Regions from separate parts of the Homo sapiens genome. Here all the other regions are linked to region 3. The links are chromatin loops, found by intact Hi-C in ENCODE. Cell type or tissue: adrenal gland. All regions are shown on one strand. Region 1 has its middle 69 kb from the start of FGF3. Region 2 has its middle 18 kb from the start of FGF3. Region 3 has its middle 11 kb from the start of LTO1.

Evidence for each region. A loop is a pair of places that touch in the nucleus more often than their neighbours do. Peaks named below come from ENCODE experiments on the same cell type or tissue, not always from the same donor. Only the 100,000 strongest peaks of a DNase experiment are listed, where the experiment ranks them.
Region 1: it touches region 3 in a loop (6-fold over the local background); 82 of 110 quality-filtered maps call a loop at or near these places.
Region 2: a loop joins it to region 3, with 4 times the contacts of the local background. A loop is called at or near these places in 21 of 110 quality-filtered maps.

The regions. Positions count from the first base shown.
Region 1 is chr11:69,887,253-69,889,752 of GRCh38, forward strand. No RefSeq gene overlaps it. Among named protein-coding and RNA genes, the nearest start is that of FGF3, 69 kb to the left of the region's middle. RefSeq lists an enhancer at 1,349-1,643. In adrenal gland, CTCF peaks have their summits at 1,495 (motif pointing left) and 1,696; a DNase peak (open chromatin) is centred at 1,479.
Region 2 is chr11:69,800,209-69,802,708 of GRCh38, forward strand. No RefSeq gene overlaps it. Among named protein-coding and RNA genes, the nearest start is that of FGF3, 18 kb to the right of the region's middle. RefSeq lists an enhancer at 762-1,292. In adrenal gland, a CTCF peak has its summit at 1,553 (motif pointing left); no DNase peak of the experiment used is centred here.
Region 3 is chr11:69,685,052-69,687,551 of GRCh38, forward strand. No RefSeq gene overlaps it. Among named protein-coding and RNA genes, the nearest start is that of LTO1, 11 kb to the left of the region's middle. RefSeq lists silencers at 859-1,108, 881-1,051. In adrenal gland, CTCF peaks have their summits at 975 (motif pointing right) and 1,190; a DNase peak (open chromatin) is centred at 1,000.

The DNA.
Region 1 (2,500 bases), 200 kb after region 3:
TGTCAGTGAACCCTCTCAAACTGGGGATGATTTCTGTGCACACCTACATGATCCCAGCATCTGGAGCTTTTATCAGATTTCTTCAGATCCTCAGTGGCTCCCCAAAACCCTGGCTTCTTGCTCACAGGGTTGGAAAGAATTTATGCACCTTAGGACCTCCAAGTGGAAACCTGAAGTCTGCAGGAACACAGAGAATCAGAAATTTTCTCTGAGAGAGGTCAGGTAGGCTTCCTGGAGGAAGAGGCATTTGAGCAGGACTGCCTATGGCCTCCTGCTCTGGGCACAGAGGGTTTATGATCCCTGTAACAAAATGCAGATAAAGCACCTCCTGCTAAAAATATATATTCAGGCCAATGGAATAATTTATTCATCTCAACCCACAAACATCGATTCAAACCTGGGCTGGACGCTGGTTCTGCCTGTTCATAGCTGGTGGTTTTGGGTGAGTCACTTAACTTCTCTGTGCCTTTGTTTCTTCATCACAAGATGGAATAATTATGCAGCCTGCCTCAGAGGACTGTCGAGCGAATTAAATGAACTCTCAGATATTTCTGACAACTGGACCCTCGGTATTCGGCCTAGAAACCTGATTGGTCTCTAGCGAACTTCTTACTCTAGGCCAGGTCCTGTGCCCAAACCTGGGGAGCCCTGGTTGAGCACCACCCAGACCTGGCCTCCAGGAGCTCAGAGTACAGTAAGGGAGACAAATAGCAGACAGTGCTCCTGCATCCAGGTGCAAGTGGCCATAGGGCGGCATGGAGCAGCGCCCGGAGGTGCCCCCAGCCAGGCCCAGCTTTCGCCTGCCGATGCAGGCTCTGAGCCACATTAGCCAAGAAAGAGAGGAGGGGAGGGACCACTGAGGACAGGAGATGGACCTTGCTCCTTCTTGCTGTCCAGCAGACACACACACAGACATACGTGCACACCATGCACGCAAAAAGGCATACACATGTGCCTCTGCACACATCCCCACACAGCCCAAAATATACACATGTGCACACACTGGCGCACACATGTACCTTGCAGGCAAACACACATGTACATATACATACACACGCATACAATACCTACTGACACAAAGGTACACATATGTCCATGAGCACAGGCTCACACATGAGCATACACAGTGCTACAAATATACACACTCCTGCACACATGGGAGCATATAACACACATATTCACATGTATGCACACATGCACACACAAGGCAAAGACATACACAAACACACAAGAGCATATGCCATGCATACCAAGATTCACACAGGTACATATGCACACACATGCACCTGCACGCATGATCACACACGTGGACACATGATCACACATGTGCATGCACCCTACAAGAAGGCATCTTCTGCCCTCTGCACCAGGACGACAGAATTACCTTCAGTGCCATAAACCCAAGAACATCAAAGGTGGGAAAGACCAGGTCAGTGTGCTCAGGTTGTAAACAGAAACAAAAACCCCGCAAAACAGCGCCATCTTGTGGTGGCAGTGGGACCAGGCTGAAGGCAGCTGGCATCCTTCTTCCTTAGGGAGGGGTTTTTCCTAGAACCTGGCTTCCAAGGTGGGCTGAGTCAACTGTAACTCTCAGGCAGTACCAAAGCCACCCCTTTTATTCGGGGGAGGTCGGGATGCTCTGGACCAGCGGCTTTCCCTACCTCCACGGCCCCTGTGCTGGGTCCTGGCCAGCCAAGGGTGACCAGGGCCCTGAGTCTGGCTCTGCTGGGGACTCTGGGAGCCTCCTTCTGTCCTGGGCTTTACTCACCTCATTCAAGAAATGAGGTTATTACACTGATGCTCGAGAGCCCAGATCCATGTGTGTCTAGAGCCACGCCCCTTAGCCTGGGGCATCCATGAATAGACTGGGCTGCCCCCATATCAAACCGGAAAGCAAAGCCTCCTGGGTATCTCTGGCTTAGAGACCCGCTGGGAAATTGCCACCAGGGTCTCCCTTGCTGGAAGCTTCGGAGTGACATGAGATCTCAGGCCCTGCTTGGACCTTCTGACCCCTCAACTTTATCTTAAGAGCCCAGGGGATCTGGGCAGTGCCCCCAGAGCTCCCATCAGCACCCAGCACCCCTCACCTCCCCGAGAATCCCCTTCCCCTATGAAAGCCTCAGCTCTGAGACATAGACTGTTCCCCACCTGGTCCTCAGCCTTCCTCCCTGGCCCCCAGCCTGCAGGGACAAGGGCTCGTAACCATTCAGTGAACAGAAAACCAAGACACTTTCCTAGTGGAAATCGAGGCACGGGATTTCTCCCCACCTGCCCATTCAGATCACTCGCCTGGCAGGGCACAGGTAAGGACCCAGCTCTGAGACAGGCCACTGGGGCCAGATCCTGGTTCTGCACTCCCTGAATGGGTCCCCTGAGGCAAGTCACCTCCCCTCTCAGTGTCCTTCTCTGTAAAATGGGAATTACAATAGAATTTATCTCCGAGTTGTTTTAGGGAACAAAGGAAATATAATCCATGCAAAGTGCCTGGTCCACAGGAAGC
Region 2 (2,500 bases), 120 kb after region 3:
TGGCGAGCCTCAAGCGGACCGTGACCCTCCACTCCCACTCTGGCCTGTCTTTCTCATACACAAGGCCTGAGGTGTCCCCAGACAGTGATGCCCATATTTCAGTGGCAATGCCTTCCCCGGAACCCCCACTCTGTAGAGAATGTGTGTATGTTGGGGGTGACAGTCACTATGCCTGGTGCACAGTGGCCTCTCAGACCCAGCCTCCTGTCTAAGCTCATCTCTCCCAGCTAGGGACTTCAGGCTTTACCCCTGGGCCTCAGTCTCCCGACCTGTAAAATGGGAATCATAATGGCCATCCTTGCAGGGTCACTGGGTGAATTCAGTGGATGATGGGTGAAAAGCACCCAGCCATTGCAGAGCACTTTGTACGCTAACTCAGTCGGCATTAGCAACCCATGGGGATGCCCCTTTAAATCGGGGGTTCCTAAATTCTAGGGCATCCAAACTACCTGGAGGGCTTGAAACACACTGATTACTGGGCATCATCATCAGGGTTCTGGTTCAGCAGATCTGGGGTGGGGCCTGAAATGCAAATTTCAAGAACCACTGGTTTAAATCAAGAACCCTAAGACAAGCCGAGCGCAGTGGTTCACGCCTGTAATCCCAGCACTTTGGGATGCCGAGGCGGGTGGATGACTTGAAGTCAGGAGTTCGAGACCAGCCTGGACAACATGGCGAAACCCCGTCTCTACCATGGGCCTGTAATCCCAGCTACTCGGGAGGCTGAGGCATGAGAATCGCTTGAACCCAGGAGGCGGAGGCTGCAGTGAAGTGAGATGGTGCCACTGCACTCCAGCCTGAGTGACAGTCTCGCTCTATGTCTCACACACACACACACACACACACACACACACACACACACACACACCCTAAGACGAAAAACATGGAATCAAGGAATCAAGATCCCGTTAAGACCACCTGGGCCCAAGACCAGCCGGGCAGCTGGGTTTGAATTTGGCTCCAGTTCTTGGAAGCTGTGTGGCCTCGGGAAAGCCTTTCTTCTCTGACTCACCTATCATATGGGGAGAATTAGAACTCAACTCAGAGAGCTGAGGTGGAGTCAAAGCAACATGGCGCCAGGTGGGAAAGGCACCCACTAAATGCTCCCCTTCTCCCTCTCCCCCCAACATTGTCATCATCATCATCATCATCATTTTGTATAGCTCTGCTGTCCATCCTTCCTCCAGTGGCAAGGATGAGCGCCTGCTGCATACCCTACCCAGGCCCCAGGCCCACTGCCTCCTCTTCCGTGCCAAGCCTGGCCCTTGTGCCTGGGGAGGGGGCCCTCTGCCTTCCGTGTGCCATTGGGGCATGCCGGGATGCCCAGGCACGGTCTGTCCTGACTCCTCCCTGACCGCCTGACCAGGGTGAATCAGCAGTCGCCACAAGCATGTCACCGGCAGAGAGGCGCCATTGCCCACCAGGTGGAAAGATGGATGAATGGAAAGACCCGGCGAGGTGTCCTCAGCCAACTCTGCTACACCTGAAGCTTGTCCCTGAGGTCGCTGCCATCTGCTGGTAGGCCTCAGTACTGCATGCAGGGGTGCCCTCCCAGACCACCTGGGACCACCCAGCCCCCACCTCCTATACCCCAAATTGTCCCCAAGGGTGGGGAGGGCCTGCCCAACCCCATTCTCCTAGAAAGACCTGCAGACCACGTGGCTGTGCCAGCAGATTCATTGAGGTATCATTCATATGTGATATCATTCACATACCATACAATCCACCTGTTTAAGGAGTACAATTCATTATTTGTATTCACAGTGTGATGGTGACCATCACCACCATCTATTCCAGAACATTTTCATCATCCCAAAAGAAACCCCATACCAATGAGCAGTCTCTCCACTTTCCCCATCAGCCCCTGGAAGCCACTAATCTACTTCCCATCTCTATGGGTTTGCCTATTCTGGACATTTCATAGGAATGGAATCGTAAGTGTGTCCCTTTGGTCTGGCTTCCTTCACTTAGCACCTGGCCCTCCAAGTTCATGCCTTGAGGGGGTGTAAGACGTTTCAGCACTTCATTCCTTTTGTCTGTGAACACCGTTTCATCCTAGGCCATAGCACTGTATACATATAGCATCGTATATGCTATCTACAGTAGACAGTGGATACGTTGTATTTATCCATTAATCACTTGGTGGGCATTTGGGTTGTTGCCACGCATTGGCTATGATGAATAATGCTGCTAGAAACATTAGTATACGGGTTTTTGTGTGGACGTGAGTTTGCACTTCTCTGGGGCATATACCTAGGAGTGGAATTGCTGGGTCATGTGTAACTCTCTGTTCTGCAGTTTCAGAACTGCCACACTATTTTCCCACTTCTCACTTCTTGGCGACTTCCTGTTCTTGCTCCCCTCCTTGGGCTCCATGTAATATAAACTTTGGAGCCTGAGAGATCTTGGAATCAGCCCTGACATGTCCTTCACTGGCTGTGTGACCTTGAGACAATTGCTTCATATCTCTAAGCCTCAGTTTTCTCATCTGCAAAAGGTG
Region 3 (2,500 bases):
TGCCCAGTATGGGGTCTCTGGCATGAAGTCCGGTGCAATAAAGGGTGAGCAGTTCTCCTTACCCGCCTTCCCATGTCCACCTCTGGTCAGTGGGCTGTGCTGGTCCAGGAAGCCAGGGATTTTTGGCTTCTGAGATGCAGTCTCCACCACTCCACATGTTTTTTTTGGTTTTTGGTTTGTTTTAAGACAGAGTCGCGTTCTGTCGCCCAGGCTGGAAGGCAGTGGCACGATCACGGCTTACTGCAACCTCTGCCTCCTAGGCTCAAGCGATCCTCCCACCTCAGCCTCCCAAGTATCTGGGACTACAGGTGCATGCCACCACACCTGGATAATTTTTATATTTTTTGGTAAAGATGGGGTTTCGAATTCCTGGGCTCAAGTGATCCACCCACCTTGGCCTCCCAAAGTGCTAGGGCTACAGGCGTGAGCCACTGTGCCCTGCCAAATTCCAAACGTTTCTTGACAGCGTTAGTGAAATTCACGTTCCTGCACCTCAGTTTGCTCATCTGTAAAATGGGAGTGATGTTGGTACCCCGTTTTCAGGATCGACATGAGGATGAATACTTGCATATAGGAAACAGAAGAAATGTATTGATAGATAAATATAGTGAACATAAATTCGAATACAGGAACAGGAAGTTGTGGAGGTGATGGAGCCTGCCTCTCCCTTGCCCTTTGCTGAGGTCCAGGCACACACAGTAGGGGCTTTGTTGATGTTTGTGTGTAGCCGATGTTCTTTTGCTTCCTGGGGGCTTGTCTGCAAAAGTTGCAGGGGGCAGGGTGGAGGGCAGCTAGTCAACCATCAGATCAGACTGCGGGAGGGGCGAGCGTGAGCGAGCAGCTGCTGGGTGCTCTCAGGGCAACCTCGCGGCTTCCGAGTCCCCGGCCCCGCGCGGGTAAAGGGGCACCGAAGGCACCTTGCAGACCGCGCCCTGCACTCCCTGACCCTCGGCCTTGCGCGGGGCCCATTCCAGTCACCGCCACCGGGGGCCGCCATTGCGCCGCGGACGGCCCCGCTCCTCCGGGGAGCCGCAGAGCCGCCTCCCTCCCGGGCCCTCTCTTCGCCGCTCTGGGACGGTGTCCCTGCGGCCGCTAGAATTCTCTTCTGAATCTCCACTGCCCCAGCCAGATGTCATCCTGATAATCAGACCTACGGGAGATCGGACCGTTTACTTTTTCTTTTTCTTTTCTTTTCTTTTTTTTTTGAGACCGAGTTTTGCTCTTATTGCCCAGGCTGGAGTGCAGTGGCGTGATCTTGGCTCACTGCAACCTCCACCTCCCGGGTTCAAGCGATTCTCCTGCCTCAGTCTCCCGAGTAGCTGGAATTACAGGTGCATACCACAACTCCTGGCTAATTTTTGTATTTTTAGTAGAGATAGGGGGTTTCATGATGTTGGCCAGCTGGTCTCGAACTCCTGACCTCAGGTGATCCGCCCTTCTCGGCCTCCCAAAGTGCTGGGATTACAGGGATGAGCCACCGTGCCCGGCCCGGACTGTTTTCTTAGATCCTCACTTGAAGATCCTAGCAGTCTGCTTTGGAGATGGACATCGCGGGCCTCACTGGGGAAGACACTGCGCTCTGGGAGACACAGCTCCTAGGGGCAGGTGCCCCTCCCACCTTAGTCCCCACCAGACCCGCCCCTGCCTCCTCCACCCCATTAGGCTGAGGCTGATCAGAGGGGCCCTGGCCCACTGCCCGGGTCCCTGCTCAGAGGCCCCACACAACTCATGGGGAGAAGGAGACATGGGCCCAGTGACAGGTTACCCGGCTCTGATGGGAAAAGCGAGGTCTTGGAGCCCTGCCTGTTCTGGGTGCTTCTGTTTGTCAGCCTGCTTGGGCCTGGGCTGTCCCCCGAGTCTCAGGCTCCTCATCTGGGCTGGCATTGGGGCCCAGGCTTCAGCCAGGTCTAGACTCCCCACCAGCCACTCAGGCAACAGTCACTCCACTTGGGACCCCAGGAACCACAGGGCAGGACAGCTGACAAGGAAGGGGGCCCCCACTTCACCCCGAACCTGCCTTGAGCCTCCCATGCCTGGTGGGGACCCCACCAACCCCAGTGTCTGGGGAAGGCAGGACTCTGAGACAGGTGGGGCTCCCAGCCCCGGCAGGTGTCGGTGGCAGGGAAAACTCAAGGCCTGGCACCGATACCATCATTCTCGGTCTTCCCCAAAGTAAGGTGAGTATACGTGGTGCCGATGAGTCAGGTCCATGCCCAGGTATGCATTAAAATTTCCCTGGGAAAAAATAGAGAGTGTAATTTGGCAGGCTCTGGGGAGATTTTAGAGGTGCCTGCACTTCACTTACGTCTTTCCACTGCCTGGTCAACATAGTGAAACCCCGTCTCTAGCAAAAATACAAAAATTAGCAGGGTGTGGTGGTGGATGCCTTTAATCCCAGCTACTTGGGAGGCTGAGGCAGCAGAATCACTTGAACCCAGGGGGCAGAGGTTGCAGTGAGCCAAGACTGCACCATTGCCCTCCAGCCTGGGCTACACAGTGA